Regions from separate parts of the Homo sapiens genome. Here region 1 is linked to region 2. Evidence: chromatin loops called from intact Hi-C (ENCODE). Cell type or tissue: prostate gland. All regions are shown on one strand. Links, peaks and the distances in the headings refer to the core of each region. The heading gives the core; the rest is flanking DNA.

Evidence for each region. A loop is a pair of places that touch in the nucleus more often than their neighbours do. Peaks named below come from ENCODE experiments on the same cell type or tissue, not always from the same donor. Only the 100,000 strongest peaks of a DNase experiment are listed, where the experiment ranks them.
Region 1: a loop joins it to region 2, with 2.2 times the contacts of the local background. A loop is called at or near these places in 19 of 110 quality-filtered maps.

The regions. Positions count from the first base shown.
Region 1 is chr10:116,292,364-116,297,748 of GRCh38, reverse strand. No RefSeq gene overlaps it. Among named protein-coding and RNA genes, the nearest start is that of GFRA1, 22 kb to the right of the region's middle. In prostate gland, for the core only: no CTCF peak of the experiment used is centred there; no DNase peak of the experiment used is centred there.
Region 2 is chr10:115,945,756-115,951,140 of GRCh38, reverse strand. ATRNL1 (attractin like 1) reads right to left here. Exons shown (of 29, transcript NM_207303.4): 29 at 2,142-5,385. Among named protein-coding and RNA genes, the nearest start is that of SNORD158, 250 kb to the left of the region's middle. In prostate gland, for the core only: a CTCF peak has its summit at 2,460; no DNase peak of the experiment used is centred there.

The DNA of each region.
Region 1 (5,385 bases), core at 173-5,172, 350 kb before region 2:
GCCATTTCTAAGTATCACCAGTGTTTTCAGTTGGTAATCATAAGAGCAGCCTATGATTACTTTCAAAACCTTTCTCTGCCCTCATCAAATATACCGTCCTCTCCACAAACACACAGGGATAGTATTTTTTTTTAAAAAAAACCTTCTTCCCTACAGGTTTGGGGTTTGAAATAACTGAGTACTCTGAGTAATGAATCCTTACAAAGGACAGCTGAGTTTAGCATGCCCAAGGGAAAAAGAAGGTCAAAGTGTTGCCACCCAAGAATCCTGGGAGCTTCTTCAAAGAAAGGAAGGAAGACCTTAGACTCTTCATGAGGGATGAGATGTTCTCAGGCTTTTCAAGAGGATACAGGATTTAGGCTGGACAGGCCAGCTTGACTGTAATAATTGCTGCCTGAAAGAGAGGAACACCCTTCTAAAAGGATGACTACACTTTGGGAGACAGAAAGGTAGTCTGGAGTCTGTTCTTTCACTGACTCAAAAGTACAGTTCAATTACTTTACTTTGCAGACATCATTTTTAAAAATCACATTGAGCAATTTAGTGTTCACATTTTAATTGAGGACCTAGTGTATGATGGTGTGATAGACATGTGAAAGGGGCATTTGAGTTGGATCTTGAAAGATGGGTAAGACAGATGGAGAAAAGAACGTGAAGCAAAGGGAATAACATAGACAAAAGGTAGAAACATAGATAGATATACAGGAAGCAGTGGAGTGAGTAGTCCAGTACATGTGGCATATCAGATATATGGAGTAGAGAAGTTGAAGTTAGGACTGGAAAAGTTGGAGCCAAACAGAATTTGAACTTTCCTCTACAGACAACCAGAAGCAACTGAATGTTCTCTGGTAGGAGAGCCAGAATCCTAGTTCAAGTCTAGGAAGGTCATCCCCGCAATGAGGGTAGGGGCCAACTGGAAGGAAAAGGCCAGGAGGAAGGGAGTGAGGGCATGATTGGAGTGGGCAGGTGGAACGAAAAGAAGGGGAGCAATAAAGGAGGAGTGGCAGAAGTGAAACTGTCAGGCTCAGCAGCTGCCTGAGTGGGGGATGCAGTAGACACAAGAGGGCTGAGCCTGGGTAATAAGAGGATGGCCGGAGGCAATGAATTCGATTCTGGACATCATGACTTAAAGTTTCTGGTGTGACATTTACAAGAGTCTGGCAGACAGCTGAAAATTTAGACCTGGACCTTGGAAGAGAAGACGGAGAGAAGATAAAGATCTGGGAGTCAAAGACGAGGAGGTGAGAGTTGAAGCCGTCAAAATGGATGAGATCATCAAGGAAAAACCATATGGAGGGAGGACAGAGGTTGAGCACACAGGAAGCTGAACCAGGACGGAAACAAGAAAATAAAAAAGAAGTACTTTGAAAGGCTAGGGAGTGCCAGAGAAATGCTATGTAATGATCAGGACTTGGAGAATAAAACACGAGGAGGTAGAGGGGCCAAGATTTGAGTCCAGGCTCTCTGGCTCCAAAGTCTTTAAACATTACACTATGCCATGTCTCTAAGAAAAAGCTCCATAAACGTCACTGCTATTAATGTTCTTATAAATAATACAGAAAAAGAGGACAGGCCTGGGAAAGGGAGGTGGGAGGACAGGGAATAGCTTTACCTACTTCTCAGTTTGAGCTAAGGGCAGCCCAGAACCCAGCTGTTGGCCAGCTGTAATGTAACCTTTTTTGAGTCTCTGCCTCCTGTCAGATGTAAAGATTGGACCTGTCACTGGCTGGGTGCGGTGGCTCATGCCTGTAACCCCAGCACTTTAGGAGGCCAAGGTGGGCAGATCACCTGAGGTCAGGAGTTTGAGACCAGCATGGCCAATATGGCTAAACCCCGTCTCTACTAAAAATACAAAAATTAGGCCGGGCACAGTGGCTCACGCCTGTGATCCCAGCACTTTGGGAGGCCGAGGCAGGCGGATCACGAGGTCAGGAGATGGAGACCATCCTGGCTAACACGGTGAAACCCCGTCTCTACTAAAAATACAAAAAGTTAGCCAGGCGTGGTGGCGGGCGCCTGTAGTCCCAGCTACTCGGGAGGCTGAGGCAGGAGAATAGCGTGAACCCGGGAGGCACAGCTTGCAGTGAGCCAAGATAGCGCCACTGCACTCCGGCCTGCGCGAAAGAGCAAGACTCCCTCTCAAAATAAATAAATAAATAAAAATACAAAAATTAGCCGGGCATGGTCACGCGCCCCTGTAGTCCCAGCTACTCGGGAGGCTGAGGCAGGAGAATCACTTGAACCCCAGAGGCAGGGGTTGCAGTGAGCCGAGATCACACCACTGCACTCCAGCCCGGGTGACAGAGTGAGAGACTGTCTCAGAAAAAAAAGAATAAATAAATAAATAAACAAAGATTGGACCTGTTGATCACTAAGGTCTCTTTCAGCATAAGTTGAGGGATAATATTAGAACCTACCTCATAAGATTGAATAAAGTAAAGTATATAAACTACTTAGCAAAGTATGTGGACACAGTACACACTCAATAGATAGTGGTAGCTGTTTTTACCATGTAATGATGAATAATTATATAATACCTAAATGGGTAGATAGTTGAACTCTCTGATGTTTTTGGTAGTTAACAGTGTTTGTCCTATACAAATAGCAACCACATAAGGTTCAACTTACAACTAATATGATAATTAGAATATTAGATTGAACCATATGAAACTGCAATTTGGGAGATCAAAAATGGTCAAGTGTTGGCAATTTCATGTGGTTCAAATTAATCAAAACAATATGTTCTTGGCAACATTGAATTAATCCAAAGAGCTGAGTAATTAACACTTGTTATATTGGGTAATCACTTCACATGGGCAATTGCTTGCTTCACAAATTAGAAGGCTCTCCCTAATTATGTGTCATACAATAATCTGCATAATATCATCGCACTCCATTCCACAAACAGTTATGAAGCTTCCCTATTGTGCCAGGTATGGAGAGATGAATAAGAGACCAGATGCCTGCCACAGCATGGACTTGCTTCAGAGCAGAGTGCTCTGGTGACTGACTCCGCACCTCAGGTTGTGTCCTTTTAGAAACAAGAAATCACTGGAAGTAGATTGCTGCACATGATCATTTTCTTATGTTGATAATTCCCAGATTTTTTTAAAAATTCATTTTTTAGCAGTGCCAGTGACATACCAGGAGTGATATATGAGGTAGCATCAGACAGTGGAGGGAAGTTGTTGCATTGCTGGCTTTAGTCCTGGTTCCATAAGACGCAGCCCAGAACAAGCTGAAATGAAGCCTTTGCACTTGATTTTGATTTTCTGACATACACTGTAAACCCATTCTGTCCAGACTTCTCGAGTCAGCCCCATAAAATGACAGGATTTAAAAATTTATATAGTATTATACTCACCAGAAACAATATGGTTTAAGTTACAGTACATCAGCCAAATTTCATTTTTGCATTTGGGGAGAATCACAGGACTTTGCAAACTCCTTTCTCTGTCTTTCCAAGTCTTCTCTCTTGACTTCTTAGCCTCTCCCTTCACTTTGCTATTTCTGCTTCCCCTAGTTTACAAAGAATTTGACTTCAACTGAAGTTTCTCTAAAAGTAAGTGTTCCAATTAAATGTAGGCCAAAAAACTGGGAATCACTGGGCCATTATGTGTCATACAATAATCTGCATAATATCATCGCACTCCCAGGAAGTCAGTTCCCGAGAATCTATAGAAATAAACAGATTCAAAATTTTTCTTGAATTCCTTCCCATGAAAGCCAGCGAAGCAAGTAACTGGGACATGATTTAGCTCTCAGAAATGATAGATGGGAGATAAGCAGGTATATGTGAGCTTCAACATAAACAACTTTGGTTGCAAGAATTTTCTCCCCAAAATGACCAAATATGAAATTATTTTCAAAAAGGTTATTCCAGAAGAAGATGTTTCAAAGTCATTGAAAATAATAGTTTAAGGCTCATCTTTTTTTTACTGACTGCTTTGTTTAAGTCACGCTCTTTCTCTGGAAGAGAAGGGAAAGAAAGAGCCTTTCAAATTTAAGTTAAAACTTCCTCCTTCCTTTTCCTCTGCATCCCTTGTTTTCTACCCTCTTCCTCTCTCCTTACCTACAAGGTAATCAAATCAATACAAGGTAGACTATGATATCAGCTACGTTAAGTGATGTAAATATTCAGAAAAGTGTTCTCCTGAATGCTTTCTTCAAAGCACTCATTAGGTGTCAATCTGAGTCACTGGGCTTGTCAACGCACAAACTACAAAAAATGTCTACTAGTCTTCTTGGATTCCATAGCCCACACTAAGCAGTCTCTTTTTCTCAAGAAGCACAGGGTATTCAACTTCTCTCTGCCTGATATTTAATCTGGTTTGCCCTTCCAGATCGGAGTACTCACACTTCCAAGAAGGGCTTTTTCTGAAGAATGAATGACAAGCTTCTCAAAGATTTTTGAAACTCCTTTCCTTTGAAAATAAAGTAAATGTTTTATTTGCAGTATTTTGTTTTTATATTAAATCATCATTTTGCCACCTACTTGCTCTGACACAGAAGTGTGTTTATTTTAAGCAAATGGTAACTCAAGTTTGCTTCTTTCCAAATTGCTCTTCCATGAATCATGTTCATTTATTTGTCCAATCATTGAATGTTTATTGGGTATCTATTTTACTATGTAGTGTTCAGTACATGATATACTGTGAGTTATTCAATGCTGGAGGTTACTCAGCGCTAATGCTGAGAGGTATTCAAAGATAAAGATTAAGAAATGGTTCCTACCTTCAAGAAACTTGTACTCTGATAAGGTAAAATAATAATTTTAATACAAGGTAGACTATGATATCAGCTACGTTAAGTGATGTAAATATTCAGAAAAGTGTTCTCCTGAATTTCTTTGAGACCTCTGCAGTCTAAACCTTTTATCTTTGAATTGCACTTTAAAATTATGTATCATTAGATGTTCTTTTCATAGTATCAGGCTTTTAAAAAGTAATTTAGTCATAAATGACTTCCTCTATCTTCCCTCTCAAAGAACCACAGCTTTCTATCAATGTGTCAAGATAACTCTTACAGCTTTGATGAACTTTGGTAAATATGCAAGTCATCCTTAAACATGGAAACCCAGAAATCAATGGTAGCAAAAAGATAGGTTAACAGTTGAAATAAAGAATGCCTTAAAAACTCAGCAATGATCACCAGTGGTAAATTCCATCACTTACAGAGGAGGAAAAAGAATTCTCATGCCATCAGTTCAGGAGCCTACAGATAAGTGTGTAAGTATTAATTATTTGATGTTCTTAGGGATCAGCACAGAGAAAAATTATTGACAAGTGATATATGTGGATTTTGTAAAACAATTAACAAAATTATATAGTACAACAATTCCTGTAAGTTTTCAACACCTAGCACATCACCTGGCTCACTGTAAGT
Region 2 (5,385 bases), core at 153-5,152:
GATATTGTAAAAAATCTTGAAAAGCACAACTCTAAATCACCAGGCAACACATAGCATTGGTTCCGATTGCAGTTTAATTATTTGGGAACTGTGGCACATAGAAGCACTTTAGTATTACCCCAACAACAATAAAAAATCAAGGAAAAAATCAACGCTCATGATTCACTGAATTTAAACCTGGACCTTTTCATAGTAAAAGGAGAGAACATTTAACTATGATCTACTTATTTCAACAACAACAAAAACTCATCACAAAACCTACATGAGTTAGCATTTTTATCCCCGCTTACTCAGAAATTTAGATAACCGGCCCATGGCATTAAAAAAAAGAAAAAAAAAAACAACTCGGCATTTGAGTTAAAATTCGAGTATTTCTTCACACAGGACCTGTTCTAAGAAAACTTGTATGTCACTGGAAAGAACAAAATTTAAAATATCTTTGGGCAATAGAGGCTATAGAAACACAAAGAATTATAAAAGAATTTGCTCGGTAATGCTATTTTCCTAGGCAGATTTTCTAGAGTGAGATTTCCTGACTGTGCACACAGCCAGGCTAAAGAAACTCATGTTTAAACAACTATCTTCCCTGAGTGAATACCACTCAGGCCAGATACTACTTCTGCCAAAAATAACCAGAAAATGCCACTTCTGCCAAAAATAACCAGAAAATACCACTTCTGCCAAAAGTAACCAGAAAATACCACTTCTGCCAAAAATAACACGGGTTAAAGCTTTTGACGGTGAGAATATAGTGTTTCTGCAATGGTCTTTCAGGGGTTTGGTTTCTTGTTCAATTAAAACTACTCTGCACCCAATCCCTGAAGTGGGAGAAGGTTAGAATGGGGGTGGGGGGTGGGGGGTGTAGTTTACAGAAGCTCATTTAAAATTATACTGTTGTTTCATATTTGGAAAACAAAACAATAGTAGCTATTTTCATAGTAGGGCTGGAGAAGGTAAAGCTTGATAATCTCTTGGCTGCCATGGCCATGCCAGGTACCCTGATTCTAAACAAGCGAGGAAGCATGTAAGAATCTGGAGCAGGAATTGTGTGTTTACCAAAAGGGTTATAGGTTGGAGCTGAAAGAACGCCTATCACGCACATCCGCCACTCACAGGTGATTTCTCTGAGCAAATCCTTTTAGGCCAGAGAAAAGTCAGTTTTAAGCTAAACTTTCCAAATCTCCTTACAGCCACTGATCCACCATCAAAAAGCTGAAAAGGAGAGTGTGCAAGGCTTAGATATTCACAGAGCAGCTGCTGCTGTCTGTGGCGAGAGTCCACCCAACAGCCCTCTACCTACTTTGGGCGCATCTTCATCCAGGACCCTCGAAAAGCTTCTCTTTCTTCTCTGATGTTCCTGGGAGGCGGCAGCCAGGCTGGGCATGTTTCTCAAGGTTCGGTGGTCCTCTTCTTCCCAGCCCCTTCCTGGCCTGGCCTCTTGGAGGTGCGACGGGGAGGAGACCACCATTCCAACCTCTGGAGCACAGGCAGGGCCGGCCTCAGGGTTAGGCCTCAGGTCAGGGTCCTGGAAGAGCCTGCTTGAGGCCCTGAGCCCAGAAGGTATCCCAGGTGCTGGGCCCAGGTGGTGTGGGGGGAGGGGGTTGGAGAGAAGAGAGAAGTTTAGATCCTCCTTGGTTTTCTTCTCGGTGAGACCTTACAGAGGCCTAGCAGAGCAGTGCCACTGAAAGAAGGCTGGGCCCCAGATGGCCACATAAGGACCAAGCCCAGAGCTTACCAGAGAACCTGCAGGCTTTTCCCAGAAGAGTCAGCTATGCCAGAGCTGCCCTGGTCTCAGATAGCTGACTTTTATTCTAAGTAAGAGCAATTTCTATAACACATGTCCTGTGGCGTAGACCCTCATTATAGCTAGATTCTTAGCTGCTGGGCCTTGTGAGTTTTGCCTTTAATTCTCAGGAACATTCCAAGTGCTCAGCAAGCCCCTCACAGAGAACGTACAGGAAAGGTCAATGCAAATCTGGTGAAGAGAAAAAGAGGGGGAAATGTATTTTGAATGTCAAAATTCAATAACAAACTATATAATCACCTCTTCGATGGAGAGGGGCTTTTTCAAGTTCTCAGAGTGCTTTTTCCTGTGTGACCACGAAAGGATAAAACACAAACAAAAACAAAACAAAACTGCATTTGGCAGTGGGGGTTGGAAGAGCCAATGTTTTTATTTAATAAAGTCCTGATTAACAGCATATTATAACATAAAATGTTGGCTTTCTAAAACGGGCTTGAACTTTTACACAATCTTTTGAACACTGGCATGCACACCTGTGTACATATATACTGATAGGAGCTCTGGTTCTAATTCTTAATTTCAAAAAATTTTGATAAAACTAAAATGTTAAATGTACACTCTAATGAAATCACTGCTATAACTAACACCAACCAGATGGCTTGTATTCCTTGGAAAATTCTTTAAAGCATTTTGAATTAGAGTAATAACTTTGTTATTTAGAGAACTCCCTCTAATGGTCGATTAAAGGCAGCACTTTGACCCAATGCAGTGTTTCCCTAATTTGCCTAATGGTAAGAAGCACTGAGGAGCTTGTTAAGAGTACTGCTCTCCAGGGCCTACCCCAGTGTTTCTGAATCTAAATCTCTAGAGGTGAAAGTGGGAATCTGCCTGAACCCAAGCAATTCCTGTAATCAGGTAAGTTTCCAAGCTCACTCTAGTATACGGCAAATGGGTTTTGAAACTCGACATTTAAAAAGACCATAGGTGGGTAGAATTAGTTCATTTGGTCAGTTTTCATTTTACAATCTTTTTTAAATATAAGACACCTTTCAAATCATAGTTTTATGTTCACTGAGAAAAGATGTATCATGTATAACCACAAAATGTAAGCACTGACCCTGTCTTGCCTAGTTTGTACGTGAAAGGTGATCATTGATGCTCTTGTCTCAATGTCATCAGTCAGTAATTTTAAGAAAAACTCTCCTAAAACTATAGATTTAAGAAGAGTTTAAGTCTTTATTGACTAAATGTCAAAGTCGTTTTGTAGAAATCCCTATATCTTAGAAATACAGGAACTTAAGTTATTCAGGGAGTCTTTTTGAAAAACCTGATTGACCTTTACCTACGACCAAAAGATGGATGAAAATTAATAGGTGGATTCATAAAACAACTGGTAGAAAAAGAGTGGCCTGGTGTCCCCACGGTTGTTAATACCAGCTACGCTGCATCAAGGTCCCACTGTGGGAGCTTTCTGTGTGTTACCATCTAGCCTCGCAATGCCTCGAAAGGTGGGCACCATTACCGCCCTTTACAGATGGAAGGCTGAGGCTTCAAAGGTGAAACTTACCCAGCACCACACACCTGAAAGCTGGGTCCAGTGCCCGTTTTCCAGCCTGTGTGCCAGTGTGCACCCTAAATGACCTTATACCATGAACTGTAGCCATACAGTCACCTCTATCTTACTGCAGCTAAAAGAAGATGAGATGTTGGGAAGTACAGCAAGGATCAATTACCTTTTTAAATACGAACTATTTGAAGTTTTCCTACTGAACATAACACTATAGTATACGGCATCTCTGTGTATCACTAAAACAAATTTTCATTTAAAGAATTATGAGAATCCTAATCCTCTTAAAATTTATTAGCTGAATCTGTAAGTATGTGCAAATTCTTTTCCAATAGGAATTTTCTAGTTCAAATAGAATCCCCAGGTTAATTTTTAAAACTCCATTGTATTTAACCATTTTTTTTTCATACTTGGCAGAATAAAACATCCTAAAAATCTAAGGAATTTTTCAAAGTCATTCTAAACTGAAATGTTTAGAATTCCATTAAGGTTAGTTTTCAAGAGGATCAGCCATTTAACTGCGAAATTCTGGGAAAGTATCTGCATATTTGTGTGGTTTGATTTAAAAAAAATGAAAGCATCCAAATTTAAAGTGTCTGGAATGTAGGGGGAAAAACCAACAGATTCAAAGTGATTATCCTTGATCCTTGATGTCTTTTCAATCCACTTCACCTGAGGGCAAAGAATTTACTGCCAGTGAAAAGCTTTGATACGTTGAGAATTAATTGCATAATTAGCCACAGAGTTAGCAATATGTGGCCCAGAAAGGTATAGCATGACTTTAACTAAACATCACATTGTGTCTCATAATTCTCTACAATTTGAATTTTCAAGTTTTAAGAACCCAGTGGGATTTGAGGTGAATAAAACTTGATAATTCTTCCACAGTAATACTATCTGCTTAGCCTCCCTAAAAATATAGCTTATATAGATTTTACATCTAAATCTGTATGTTTTTGTATTTTTATTGTTATGCTTTCTCTTGTGACAATTGTTAGAGAAATACATTGGGCAATCACTTTTTAAAAAATGATTATATCTTTGTAATCATTAGTTTCATCAATTTATTTTTTCATGAGAGAAGTCAATATTTAGAGGGTCCAAAAGAAGCTAATAAAATTACTTGATTGTTTTTAGGAGATATTTACAAACTTAGCTCATTCCTTTAATGAGAGAGAAAATATCACAGGGAAGTAGAAACAACCAGTGGCCTCCCCCTCCAAAAAAACCCCACAGATTATAGATAAAATTACTAAAATTACTCTAAGAATTTGTCTTATTTTTAATGCATGGAAAATAGCAAAATTATCATGCCAACATGAGGAATATATACTATAATTCATAAATGCCTAATTATCAAAATAATGACATAGTCATGGTTAGATGCAACCTAGAAATCTTATATAAGATGCAACTACATATTGTATGATCATTCCTCTTATATATGACATTCAATCCTCATCAAATTCAGCTATGTATAAATGGCATTATGAAATAAACACTTAATATCACAATAGGGTCATAGTCTGCTACTGTACAACCATGGCATGCAAGTAACTATGCATTAGCTGTAAACAGTAAAGTGTCATAACCTTCCAGAAATCCAAAGAATGTGAAAAGTACATATATAGTACTAAACATCAATTGTATTTAAAGGACCTTCATATTTAACAAAGCTATATCATATACAGCAGCTTTGGAGATTTCTGTCACTGTTATACATATCTTGTCACCCTGAAGTGAGGAAACTGCAATTCCAAACTATATCTGTTAATGCTACTGAGCTTTAGTGAACTGTGGTCAGTATTAGGATGTAAATGATTCTGTGTTCTAATGTGAAGTATGTTTTATTTTTCCTTTCTGCCATAATTCAGAATTTTGAGTCACTAAGAGTGTGCTGACTGTGGGCAACCATGGACATATTTTCTAAACCACAGACTTTTTCTCAGGACATGGATGCGCTCGTGTTGGGAAGAAGACTCCTGTTGATGCTTGCCAGCCAGTGCTCTTCTCTACTTGTATTCTAGGTGGAACAGTTGGCAGGAAGGAACTCAGGTCATCTTGAGAGATGTCG